Regions from separate parts of the Homo sapiens genome. Here region 1 is linked to region 2. A link is a contact called in ENCODE Hi-C or POLR2A ChIA-PET data. All regions are on one chromosome and are shown on one strand. The core of a region is the stretch at or near the end of the contact, and the rest is flanking DNA. Distances in the headings are between cores, read along the strand shown.

Evidence for each region. Hi-C counts contacts between places; a loop is a spot of excess contacts on that map. ChIA-PET counts read pairs that join two places held with the same protein, here RNA polymerase II (POLR2A). Pooled maps may share reads with other maps.
Region 1: a loop to region 2 is called in a pooled map, with 3 times the contacts of the local background. The contact joins the enhancer-like site here to the promoter of MAPT in region 2. A Hi-C loop is called at or near these places in 1 of 50 pooled maps. POLR2A ChIA-PET finds 5 or more read pairs at or near these places in 2 of 52 experiments (SK-N-SH and activated CD4-positive, alpha-beta T cell).

Annotation. Positions count from the first base shown.
Region 1 is chr17:46,177,405-46,183,955 of GRCh38, reverse strand. The region is part of intron 1 of KANSL1 (KAT8 regulatory NSL complex subunit 1); the gene reads left to right. Among named protein-coding and RNA genes, the nearest start is that of KANSL1, 13 kb to the left of the region's middle. Within about 2 kb of position 4,500, at least 3 of the 41 ENCODE cell types and tissues checked have a DNase peak (open chromatin) inside an H3K27ac peak, as active enhancers do.
Region 2 is chr17:45,892,228-45,898,197 of GRCh38, reverse strand. It overlaps MAPT (microtubule associated protein tau), which reads right to left and starts at 3,644. Exons shown (of 13, transcript NM_001377265.1): 1 at 3,512-3,644. MAPT-AS1 (MAPT antisense RNA 1) reads left to right here and starts at 2,685. Exons shown (of 2, transcript NR_024559.1): 1 at 2,685-2,718. MAPT-IT1 (MAPT intronic transcript 1) reads right to left here and starts at 2,415. Exons shown (of 1, transcript NR_024560.1): 1 at 1-2,415. RefSeq lists enhancers at 159-1,043, 1,930-2,815, 2,816-3,701.

The DNA.
Region 1 (6,551 bases), core at 3,251-5,750, 280 kb before region 2:
TAGGCAATGCTGAATTCTACTCATTTCTTTCTTTTTGTTTTTTTGGAGACAGTCTCATTCTGTCGCCTACGCTGGAGTGCAGTGGTGCCATCTCAGCTCACTGCAGCCGCTGCCTCCCAGATTCAGGTGATTCTTGTACCTCAGCCTTCTGAATAGCTGGGATTACAGGCAAAGACGGGGTTTCGCTGTGTTGGCCAGGCTGGTCTCAAACTCCTGACCTCAAGTGATCTTCCTGCCTTGGCCTCCCAAAGTGCTGGAATTACAGGCGTGAGCCACCTCTCCCGGCCCTACTCCTTCCCTTCCTTCCCTCCCTCCTTCCTTCTTTCCCTCCTTTTCTTCTCTCACCTCCTCTCCCCTCTCCCCTGTCTCCTCTCTCCTCTCTCCTCTCTCCTCCCCTCTCCTCTTTTCCTTCTTTTGAGACAGAATCTTGCTCTGTAACCCAGGCTGGAGTGCAGTGGCGTGATAACAGCTCACTGCGACCTCCACCCGCCAGGCTCAAGTGACCCTCCCACTATGCCCAGCTAATTATTATTTTTTTAGAGACTGGGTCTCAGTGTGTTGTCTAGGCTAGTCTCAAACTCCTCCTGGGCTCAGGCGATCCTCCTGCCTTGGCCTCCCAAGGTGCTGGGCTTATAAGTGTGAGCTACCATGGTAGGCCATCATTTAAAAAAAAAAAATTAGTGTTTTTGTTTGGGTGGCTTTTTTAGATGGGGGCTATGTTGCCTAGGCTGGCCTTGAACTCCTTGCCTGAAGCCATCCTCCTGCCTCCTGAGTAACTGGAAATACAGGCGCCTGCCACTGCACCCAGCTCCTACTCATTCTTTAGGTTTCAGCCTGGATGTTCTTTTTTCTGAAAAGCATTTTCTGACTCCGCCTACTTCTCAGCCTGTATGAGGATTGCCTCCATCCCCCAAATCACACAGTAGTGTCTCTCTTTACTGCTGCTTGTCATCCTTGTATGTACTTACTGTGGTGCTTTGAATACTCTAGGCATTTTAATATTTATTGGAGATACTCAGTAGGTAGTTGGTGTTCTTTGACTGACTTTCCTCTAAAGACTAAAATTCAGAATTTACTGTCAGGCAGTTAAGACCGTTTCAGTTTAAGCCTTAAACTATCTAGTGTAGTAGTTAAAAGCATCGGCTTTAGCATTATGGATCCTGCCCCTGCAACTTCATAGTTGTGTGATCATGGGCAAATTACTTAACTTCTTTGAGCATCTATAAAATGAGGACAGTAGTACTTACCTTACATTGTTATTGTGAAGATTAAGAGAATATATGTAAGATACTTAGCATAGTGATTGACATAGTAAAACGCTAATTAATGTTAGTGAACAACATTTGTAATAACCTATCCTGCACTCAGGAATGATTCCTTTAGTAATATAAAGCTTTTTCAGTTAAGAAGCCCTGTTGGCCAAGGAAATTGATAATGGTCTTGTGGGTGACACACATTATCTCTTTGTTTTATAGTAAAAATTTTGTCTCTCCTTCCCCATTGTATTCCACAACAAATCTACTTTTGTTCATATGTAAAATAAATACTTTGCAGTGCATTCCATAATGTAGCTTGCAGTACTTCATCACAAATCACTGTTCTTTTCCTCTCTTTCTCTTGAGAAGCTGTACATATACCACCTGATTCATGCAAGTTGTTTTGTGGATCATGCCCCACGTCTTTCCCATTATTTTGATTGTGTCAATTTTTTGATTCGTGTTTCCTCCTTTTTCTCTTCTTAGTAAAATCTTACACTTGAGGGCAACCCCCACGAGGCCTTTTTGACTTCTCTAGTCCAGTCATTTAGGGCTTACAGCACTTACTATGTACCAAGCTCTCGATAAAGTTAGCACGCTAAAGAAGGGTGCTGTTAAGGAATTTTGCTTGTCTTGGAAATAGAATTAGTTAACAATTAGGGAAAATTCAGATAATTTGAACTGAATGACAGTGACTTTAAGTGCATTATACAATTCAAGCAGGAAGAAAGTGATATGAATTGGAAGAGTCTAAGAAGTTTTTGTGGAGATGCTATGTATTGAAAAATTAGTAAGTTTGGGGACAAAAAAAAAAAGTAGAAGAAGGACCTTCCAGGTAGAGGTAGCAACATAGGCAAAGATACGGAGTTGGGAATCTGTGGGGAGTTCTGGGTCCGTATCAATTGATGTGCTTGCCCTGACGTTAAGTTTCATCTTGAAGAATTTGAACTCATTAAAAAGGTGTGAGGGGCTGGGTGTGGTGGCTCATGCCTGTAATTCCAGCACTTTGGGAGGCCGAGGCGGGTCGATCACCTGAGGTCAGGAGTTCGAAACCAGCCTGGCCAACGTGGTGAAACCCCATCTCTACTAAAATTACAAAAAAATTAGCTGGCTGTGGTGGCAGGCACCGGTAATCCCAGCTGCTCGGGAGGTTGTGGTAGGAGAATCGTTTGAACCTGGGAGGCGGAGGTTGCAGTGAGCGGAGATCGCGCCATCGCACTCCAGCCTGGGGGACAAGAGCGAGACTTTGTCTCAAAAAAAAAAAAAGTGTGAGGAACTTGTTCAGAGTAGGAAAGTGAGATGATAAAAAGGTAAAGGATAGTTTGGGGCACTGAGGCACTAGTCAGGAAGCTGTTGTGATAATCTAGACAGGAGCTGATGAGGACCTGGGCTAGACTGATAGTGTTAGAAGTATAGAGAGGACATACCAAACCTGAAAAGCTTCGTGAGAAAAGAAGGATTTCGTCACAAAGGAGATGAAATTATGAAGGAAAAGAGAGCTTTCTTTCCATTCTTTATAAGCCATCATGTTTTTGTTTGTCATATATTTGGCCTTTTTGTTAGACTGGCCCCTTCACATTTCTGGATTTAAGCTTTGGTAGAGACTTTGACTATTATTTTCTGGTTGAAGTTCTCATTGCATCCTATCTGGATTATTGTGGTAGCTTTTTTATTGGTCTTTGCCATCTATAGATGCCTTTTTACTTACTTTCAATCCATCCTACCCAACTGATCTCTCTAAAGCACAGTCTGATGTTTCACTCCCATTTAAAAAGTGTTTAATGATACTCTGCTGTCATTATTTTATATATACATATACATATATATGTGTGTGTATATATATATGTATATACTTTTTATTTTTCAGAGACTCGATCTCGCTATGTTGACCAGGCTGGTCTCAAACTCCTGGCCTCAAGCAATCCTTTTGCCTTGGCCTCCCAGAGTGCTGGGATTACATGTCTGAGCCGCTGCACCTGGCCTCTGCTGTCTTTGTTTGTTTGTTTTTGTTTTTGAGACAGAGCCTCTCTTTGTCGCCCTGGCTGAAATGCAGTGGCTCAATCTTAGCTCATTGCAGCCTCTGCCTCCTGGGTTCAAGTGATTCTCATGCCTCAGCCTCCCTAGTAGCTGGGACTACAGGCACCTGCCATCATGCCCGGCTAAATTTTTTATTTTTATTTTTATTATTTATTTCTTTTTTTGAGATGGAGTCTCACTTTTGTCACCCAGGCTGGAGTGCAATGGTGCGATCTCGGCTCACTGCAACCTCTGCCGCTCAGGTTTCAGCGATTCTCCTACCACAGCTTCCCGAGCAGCTGGGATTACAGGTGCCCGCCACCACACCCAGCTGATTTTTTTGTATTTTTATTAGAGGCGGGTTTTCACCACGTTGGCCAGGCTGGTTTCAAACTCCTGACCTCAGGTGATCCACCCGCCTCAGCCTCCCAAAGTGCGGGGATTGCAGGCGTGAGCCACTGTGCCTGGCCCCTCTACTGTCTTTAAGTCTGAATTAAGGCTATTAAAGGCTGTCCGTTAAGGATCTGGCTTCAAACTGCCTTTCCACCTTCATTCTACTATTTCCTCTATTAAAATATGCTTTGTGTTTTAAGCAAATTGTTAATTTTTTTTTTTTTTTAAGATGGAGTCTCGCTCTTGTTACCCAAGCTGGAGTGCAGTGGCCCGATCTCAGCTCACTGCAACCTCTGCCTCCTGGGTTCAAGCAATTATCCTGTCTCAGTCTTCCAAGTAGCTGGGAGTACAGGTGCGCGCCTCCACACCCGGCTAATTTTTGGTAATTTTAGTAGAGATGGGGTTTCGCCATGTTGGCCAGGCTGGTCTCCTGATCTCAGGTGATCTACCCGCCTCAGCCTCCCAAAGTCCTGGGATTATAGGCATGAGTCACTGCGCCCGGCCCAAATTGTTCATTTCTTTTAACCTTCAGAATGTCGCCTTTTCCCACACAGCGTTGCCTTTTCTTATGCCATTTCCTCTCACTAGAATGCCACATTACCATTCTCTTGTCCTAGCCTTTTGCATAATGACATTTTAGCTAATTTTCAAGTCTCAGCTAAAATTGCGGCAACTTCATGGACACTTCCCTAATCATCCTTCCTGCTGTTTCTTTCCGTCCTTTGTGTAGAGAAATGAGGTAATGGTGAAGGAAGAGGTTAGTAGAAGCCACATTATGGGCAAACTTTTCTTCCCCATCTGATTTTTGCTTTTGCTTTCAGTGCAAGTGTGGTTGTAATACTTGTTGGCCACCTGGATGACCTATTCCTTCCCCTTTGTTCTCTGCAGCTAAATATTTTTGCAAGGTGGATGCTTCCAGGTTATTCTTGTGTATCTGGAGTCTTGTCTTGGAAATTGACTGGGAATAAATGAGGTTTTCATTTGTGGGTGTGGAGTTAGTTCTGACTTACAGTATTTGAAGCAGCTGGATACGTTTTGCTTTTGAAAGAGTATATATATGTGTGTGTATAATCTTTAGGATATGGTTCTCTGTTGGGAGGTGTGATGTTGAACCCCCCAGCTCCCATATTTGACATGTCTGGAGACATTTTTGATTGTCATAATTTTCAGAAGGGCACTACTAGCATCTAGTGGGTGGAAAACAGAGATGTTGCTAAACATGCTACTGCCAGGATAGCCCCCTGTGATAGATTACTCATCGTGAGATGTCAGTTAGTGGTTAGGTTGAGAAACTCTATCCTAGAAGTATATTTTTGCTTCCCAAGTGCCACTTGTGTTAGGTAGAAGTTTGTCCTTGGACCGATGGTGCAATTTAGAATAATAGAATTAACATAGGAAGGGACCCTAGAGGTCACATATTTGAACTTTATCCCAACTTGTATTTCTCACAATGATGTTTCTGCTTGATATTAATAGATGTAATGGAAAAAGGTGCTTGTTAAAAAAGTTTGGTAAAGGTAAACATTTGCATATTCAGTATGATGCAATACGTTGTGAGTCTCCATCTGGGAAGTTTTTCCGAAATGTATTTGCTTGCTGAGTGCATTTAACATCTTCCAGACCCTAAAATACTTCTTTGAAACTGAGAGAGAAACTATTGATTATCTAGCCCAACCTTTTATAGCTAAATGACCTTGAATAGGTAGCCTTTTCTTTTATCTGTACAAGCTTACTGCAGAATCTCAATTTGTGTGAGTGACAGCAGGTGTAGCAGCTCCATCTGTATTTGTCAGATTATAGTTTACTAACTGAATGAACTAAAAATTGGGATATTTGGGGCTTGAATTTTTATTCTGAATGTACAGTCTGACTTTATCCCCACCGGTAAATTAGAAATTATAATCTCAGCCCTAATTCTACTGCCCAGGTTGTTATGAGGATTAATCAGTTAATTATAGCTTTTAAGGCTTTGTATTCTTTGGAGAAAGATGATTTATCAGATAGGCTGTTGTGCTGTTTGTGTAGAACTGCTTCCTTTTTTTGTTTTTCGTTTTTTTTTCCTTTAGCCCTGAGCTTCTCTAAGAACTGCTTAAATTTGACAGTCTTTCCCTGCTTTACATTGTCAAAGATTGAAGCTTTTTGAATTTTGTAGGGGTCAAGTGGGATAGGAATCATTGTTTTGCTCTGTATATTAAATTTAAGAATGTTACTATGGGCCGGGCGTGGTGGCTCATGCCTGTAATCCCAGCACTTTGGGAGGCCAAGGTGGGCAGATCACGAGGTCAGGAGATGGAGACCATCCTGGCTAACATGGTGAAACCCTGTCTCTACTAAAAATACAAAAAACTAGCTGGGCGTGGTGGCGGACGCCTGTAGTTCCAGCTACTGGGGAGGCTGAGGCAGGAGAATGGCGTGAACCCGGGAGGTGGAGCTTGCAGTGAGCTTAGATCACGCCACTGCTCTCCAGCCTGGGTGACAGAGCGAGACTCCATCTCTTAAAAAAAAAAAAAGAATGTTACTGTGATTTTGTTTTACTTAGTTATTGGCTCTTTAAGAATTTCCATTGTTTTCTTTTTGTTTCTCTCCATTTTATTATAGAAGTAATACATGTTTATGGTGGAGACTTTACATAAGCCAAGAAACAAAAGACAAAAGAATCTTAACCAATGACTTTTTAAAGCAAAATTGAGATGATACTGTGTTTTGTTTTGTAACTTTTTTTCATTTAATAATGAAGCAAGCACTTTTCTATGTTAGTAAATATAGCTCTGCCACACTTAGGGTTGCACAGTATTCCATTGTATGGATATTTAATAATTTAACCGAGTTTTTGGCATTCAGTTTTCTTTTTATTATAAACAACATCATGAAATATTAAAAGTAAGT
Region 2 (5,970 bases), core at 2,395-4,894:
AGCCAAGCCAGGTTATTGCTATATAAACATCTGTTAGAGAAGCAAACTTGGCCAAGGAATGTATGAGCTTCAAGAGTCACTCCGGACCTGCGTAGCAGGGGTGGGGGCAGGGGATACACTTATCTGTTTATCCATTAATTTGTTTACGTAGAGGGAGGATTTGGAGATGCTTATACAGTAAATATAAGCAGCTTATACAGTAATTATAATACAATGCTTATACAGTAAATACAATGCTTATACAGTAAATATAAGCAGCCATCACAAAACACAAAATGACACCCCAGAATCAACCGCGGTAGGAAAGACATTTCCCTGTCTCCTGTAGGATGGGTCAGTTAAGGGGCCGAGGGGGATCAGATAGAACTCAAATTGGTCCTGCTGAGCCTGGAGCCTGAGCACGCAGAGGGGTGAGCTAGGCAGTCGCTGTCGGAGCCCCCATCATCCCTTCCAGCCTGGACCATTCTGAGACGGAGGTTTGGAGTTACAGGTGTGTGAGCGCCAGAGGGTGAGAGGGGTCACTCGCTCGGAATGTAAGAGCTCCCGCCTGCTGGGAATGGGGAGGAGTCGTCGATGGCCCCAGGATCCGTGCCCAGACATTTCCAGAGGCGCACCGGCTGGTTCAGCACCCCACCGTCATCCGCGCAAAAGCTGCATCCCTCGAGGTCCTGGAGGGAAGCCATTTCCTTAAAGCGCGCGCAGAGCCAGGATAGAGTTTCCTACGAAGGACCGTCCCCCTGAGGTTCCTCCATTAACAGCGCCCCCGGCCTTGCCCACCGCAGCGGCCCCACCAAAGCGCCAACACATTTCAAAATGGAGCGAAATCGCAGAAGCGCGGAGTGCGCTTTGTTCCCAGCATTGGGCTAAATGCGCTCATCCCCACCGGGCTCCCTTTCCTCCAAAGGCAGGAGGTGACATCTCTGCTCGCGAGATGGCAATACGTAGCCGTGGCCGCGGGCTCCCCTTTTCCGGGGCCACCCCGAGACCCTCGCTCCATCTGGAAGGGGAACCCCGCGCCCAGCTCTGTCTGGGGGCGAGGGAGGAGAGACGATGCTTGAATCGATCCCTGAGCCGCTCTGCAACCCCTCGCGGCGGGCCCAGCCATGCGAGGAGCCTCGCAGTACCCAGGCTCCAGCCCTCTACGCCACCGTCAAGGAGGGTCGGCCTGGTCCCGGGCGGGCAGCCAAGCCATTCCCCAGAAATTCAGATCAACCTGGGCGACCCGCGTGGAGGATTCAGCTCCTAGATGCTCTTCCGTCTCAGAAGTGCGCCCCCCGCACCAGTTTTCAGCGATAGAATTAACCAGAAAACCGTGCGTACCAGGTTCATCACAGGAGGGCGAGGCATGGATTCGTTGGCCAGGAGTTCCCCCTGCCGCCCCAGACTCGGTTTTGGGGGCGCGGTGAACTTGGACACGGGTGAAATTTATTTAAGATAAATAATATTAATCAGTACGGACATAATATTAATAAAAATACACCCAGGGCCGCCTATCTGCGTGTCTGCGGCCTCCAGGGGCCAATCAGAAACAGCCTCAGGCGCGGGGGTTCGGGGCTTCCTCCCGTGTCCTCCAGGAGGCCGACTGGGCGCGGCTCCCCCTACCCCAGGGTCCCCAATCTCCGCAGGGAAGGGGTGAGGCCAGCCCCAAGATCCCCTCTCCGGACACCTGTGGTTTCCATGGCAATCCCCCCTCTGCGCCCAGTCCAGTGGGCTCAGAAAGATGGGTGTGGCCGAAGCACCAGTAACCTTATGCCCCTTCCTCACATTCTCCGGCCAGGCGAAGCAACAGGGCGTAAAGCCGGAGAGGCCCCGCCAGGGCTCCCCACCCATCCCCGGATGGGTAGCCAGCGTCCCTCGCTGGGCAACCTGGTGTGGCGTGGCCCTCAGGACACTTGGGGTGTAGGGAGGGGCGAGATCCCTCTGCCGCCGCCCGCAGCGCGCACGGAGACTCGAATCCCATCCCTTCAGAAGCTTCCCGGCGCCGGCAGACTCCGAGACGAGGCTGCGCGCGGTCACGCCCGTTCCATGCGTGCCGGGGGTCGGGGGGTTGACTCGAGTTCATCGAACCCAGCAAGCCTCGAGATCCAACAATGGGCTCGGAAATGAGGAGCGAAAAAGGAAAGAGAGGCGCATGGGCGTAGGGGGGAGGTTGACTGAACACCCTCAGAATAAAAGCCAGAAACCAGGGCTGGGAGCGCAGATCACGTAACCTCTACAGACAAAGCAAAGAGCCCCCGAAGAAGGTGCTGGGCGAACGCCCCCAGTGCTCACGCCCGCAGCAGCAAAACGCCAAGATTTCAGCGCTGATTGTCCCCCTCCCTTTAATGCCAGGCCCCGCCCTGTCCTATGAAGCCCGGCCACCCGGTTTGGCATGGCACCGTAAAGACGTGACACGCCGAAAAAAGATGGCACCTCGCGTTCCGAGGGGGAAAAAAAGGGGGGCTGGGGGCGGGAGTGGGAGGAGGCACAGCCTATCCTCCCCCTTCCTCGCCCACCAGGGTCCACACCCACTGCCGCAGTGAGGGGCGAGCCCTGCGCGCCAGCCCCGCGCCTCCGGCAGGGAGCGCACACGCCGGGCGCCCTGCGCTCCGAGCGCTGAGAAAGAAATCCGCCCCGAGATGCACCTGCAGCCCCGCGCCCATCCGTGCGTGGCTGCGGCTGTGCGTGCCCGCGAACGGGGACCAGCGGCCGCCGAGTCCGTCCACATCGCCAGGCCAGGTGAACCCTGCCTTTGCGAGCGTGCACAGTGGGATCCGCGCACTGTTCTCAGGCACGGCGCTGCTCGCGTCTCTGTGCCAGGCGTGCGCAGGGGGAAGGGCAACTAAAGTGACAGCGCGTGGACCCCTCCCCATCTCCTCGATTTCTCCCAGCCCCCAAATGTCCCCTACGGGTTTCTGAAGGAGGAAAAGGGGAGGGGGCCGGCCCCCGCCTAAAATCAGGGGCAGTGAAGGCCCTGTCGGAATCACTGCTCGGGAGGTGCAGGGAGGGGCGTGCAGGGAGTCATCTTTTCTAGAACCCGATCCACGTCTTTCTTAGAGCTGATGGCGAACAGCGGCAGGGACAGCGGATTTCAGATTCGGTTTCGGGGGTCGTTATCGGACCCCTCCACACACACACACACACACACACACACACACACACACACACACGCCCATTGCGGCAAAAGGCTGCAGTCGAGAGTGAAGGGCAGCCCCCTCCCCCAAGTCACCGCCGCCGCGCCCCACCCTGCCGGCACAGCCTCCACCTGGGGTCTGCGCGAATCTGGTGGTGAAGACCCTCCAGCACACACACACGCGCGCACTCACGCGTGCGTGCATCCCTTGCTCAGGTCCCTTTCCAGGCCGCCCTGGCCCCAGCCCCCGAGCAGGGGAGGCAGGGAGGGGCCCTGCGGTGGCCCCGACCGATGCCCGGCGCACGAAGCCCCAGTCTGCGGAGAGGGAGGGCGAGGGGCGGCGGCGCAGGGGTGCACAGAGGCGGACGGCGAGGCAGATTTCGGAGCCGCGGCGCTTACCTGATAGTCGACAGAGGCGAGGACGGGAGAGGACAGCGGAGGAGGAGAAGGTGGCTGTGGTGGCGGCGGCAGAAGGTGGGCGGTGGCAGCGGCGCTGCTGTTGGTGCCGGAGCTGGTGGGTGGCGGTGACTGCGAGGGCGCGCGCCGGCGAAGAGGGCGCGTTCCTGAGGCCGGCGGGCGGCGCAGGCGCGAGCAGCGGGAACGCGAGCCTCCCCAGGGGAGGGGGCGGGCAGCGCGGCCTCCGCGGGAGCCTTCTCCTCCGGCCACTAGTGGGCGCGCGCGAGCGCCCTGCCGCTCGGCCGTCCGGCGTCTCCCGGCTCGTTCCTCTCGGCGCTGCCCTTTCGCGGTCCCCCTCCCGCTACGCCTCAGGCCGCGGCGCTGACCGCAGCGCGCACGCGCGTTCCGTGGCGCACGCGCTTTCTCCACCTCCTGTAGTTGGAGTCTTTGTGTCGTTGCGGGGGTGGGTGTCCTCCTTCGGGCCATGCGGGGTCGGGGCAAGGCCAGTGGCTCCGCCGCTGGGTCCGCTGCCCTTTACTTTCAGTCAGCCTGGGGCGGTGTCCTCTCCTACAGAAGTCCTGAGCGGCCTTCCACGTGGCCGGCCCTCGAGTCCGTCCGCCCCGACCCTTCGTAGTCCCGAAACCGCCCCCCTGGCTAAGGTCTCTTTCCCCCAGGCTGCTTCCTTTCTCCTTGCTTTTTTCCCACCTTTTTTGTTACTGACCAAGGTGAATCCTTTCCTTAACAAATCGGCTTAAAGCAAGCTAACTCAGTTACAATACAGTAGAACTGTACTTAAAAAAAAAGAAACGTGAATCTAACCGTTACGTCAGAAAAAAAAATCTTAAATTAGACGAATTTCAAACAGTGCTTAACACATCGCAGAGCATTTGCAGTTATTTGTATCACGTCTTTTGAAACACCTTTATGCTGTAAATAGAGCTTGAAGTCTGAATGTTTAAGGGCCAGCTAGAGATTGTCCCCTGGAAGACGCACCTCAGCCTGAAACTGACCAGTGGTCCTCATTCTGCTGGTCGCCCAGGCCCCAGGCTTCGGCCTTAGCTTGGATTTTTCATTTCCCCAACATCAAGTTTAAGCCCAAGCAGTGGGATGATTTCTATGTAGGGGGGTTTAGGGCAGCCATCTCCTCCTAGGGAGATGGGAAGTTGTCTTGAAGCTCCAATTTGCATAGCTCTTATATTCTTTTTAAAAAATCAACATATGTTATAGATTAATAGAAAAAGCAAGTAAAATGCTTTATTCACACAGTTTCTGGAACTGACCTTTTTCTCCTTTTTTTTTTTAAATGCATATTAACTTTATTTTTAAACAGAGGGGCATATACCCAAAGAAGTAGGAGTGAGAACCACCATGGGGGCTTGCTCAAAGCAATCTGCCCTAGCCTTCTGACTACAGAATGTCTCATGAGCCAATGGCCTGGAGATGGAGCTGCCCCTTGATGGTGTACACCTTAGAAAAGTCAGTGGAATTGACCTTTTTTTGGAGACAAGGTCTTGCTCAGGCTGGAGTGCAGTGGCACAATCGTAGCTCACGGCAAGCTTGAACTCCTGGGGCTCAAGCAATCTTCCCACCTCAGCCTTCTGAGTTGCTGGGACTACAGGTGGGCACCACCACACCTGGCTAACTTTTTTTTTTTTTTTTTTTTAGAGAGGAGGTCTTGCAGTGTTGCCCAGGCTGCTTTCTAACTCCCACCTCAGCCTCCCAAAGCGTTGGGATTACAGGCATGAGCCACTGCACTCAGCCTGGAATTGACTTTTTGTTGTTGTTGTTCTAACTGCCACCATCCTAGTTCAAGACCTCTATCTTGGTTCTGGACATGTAGGGACCTTAGTGATCTCCTTGCTCTCCAGTTTCTCCCTATATCAGCCCACCCTGCAACCCCTAGTTAGATCAGTATTCAGAAGTGATCATTTTATTTATTTATTTTTGGTTTTTTGTGTGTGTTTGTTTTGTTTTTTTGAGATGGAGTCTCGCTCTGTTGCCCAGGCTGGAGTGCAGTGGCACGATCTCGGCTCACTGCAACCTGTTTCCCGGGTTCAAGCGATTTTCCTGTCTCAGCCTCCCAGCTACTGGGATTACAGGCATATGCCACCACTCCCGGCTAATTTTTGTATTTTTAGTAGGACGGGATTTCACCATGTTGGCCAGGCTGGTCTCGATCTCCTGACCTCAGGTGACCCAAGCTCCTCAGCCTCCCAAAGTGCTGGGATTACAGGTGTGAGCCACCACACCTGGCCCAGATCATTTTAATTATGTCACTCTCTTGCTCAAAAATATGTAAAAGCTTCTAACTGCCTCCTAAATTAAGTTCAACCCCTTAGTTTAGCTTTCAAGTGTCCCCCCAATGCCCCAACCCCCCATCATCTGAGCCCTTGTCCTCCCATTTTCTTTCCCACCTACTCTGTAGCCAGCTGAAGTGGCTTGACTAGAACTCTTTTTCCACC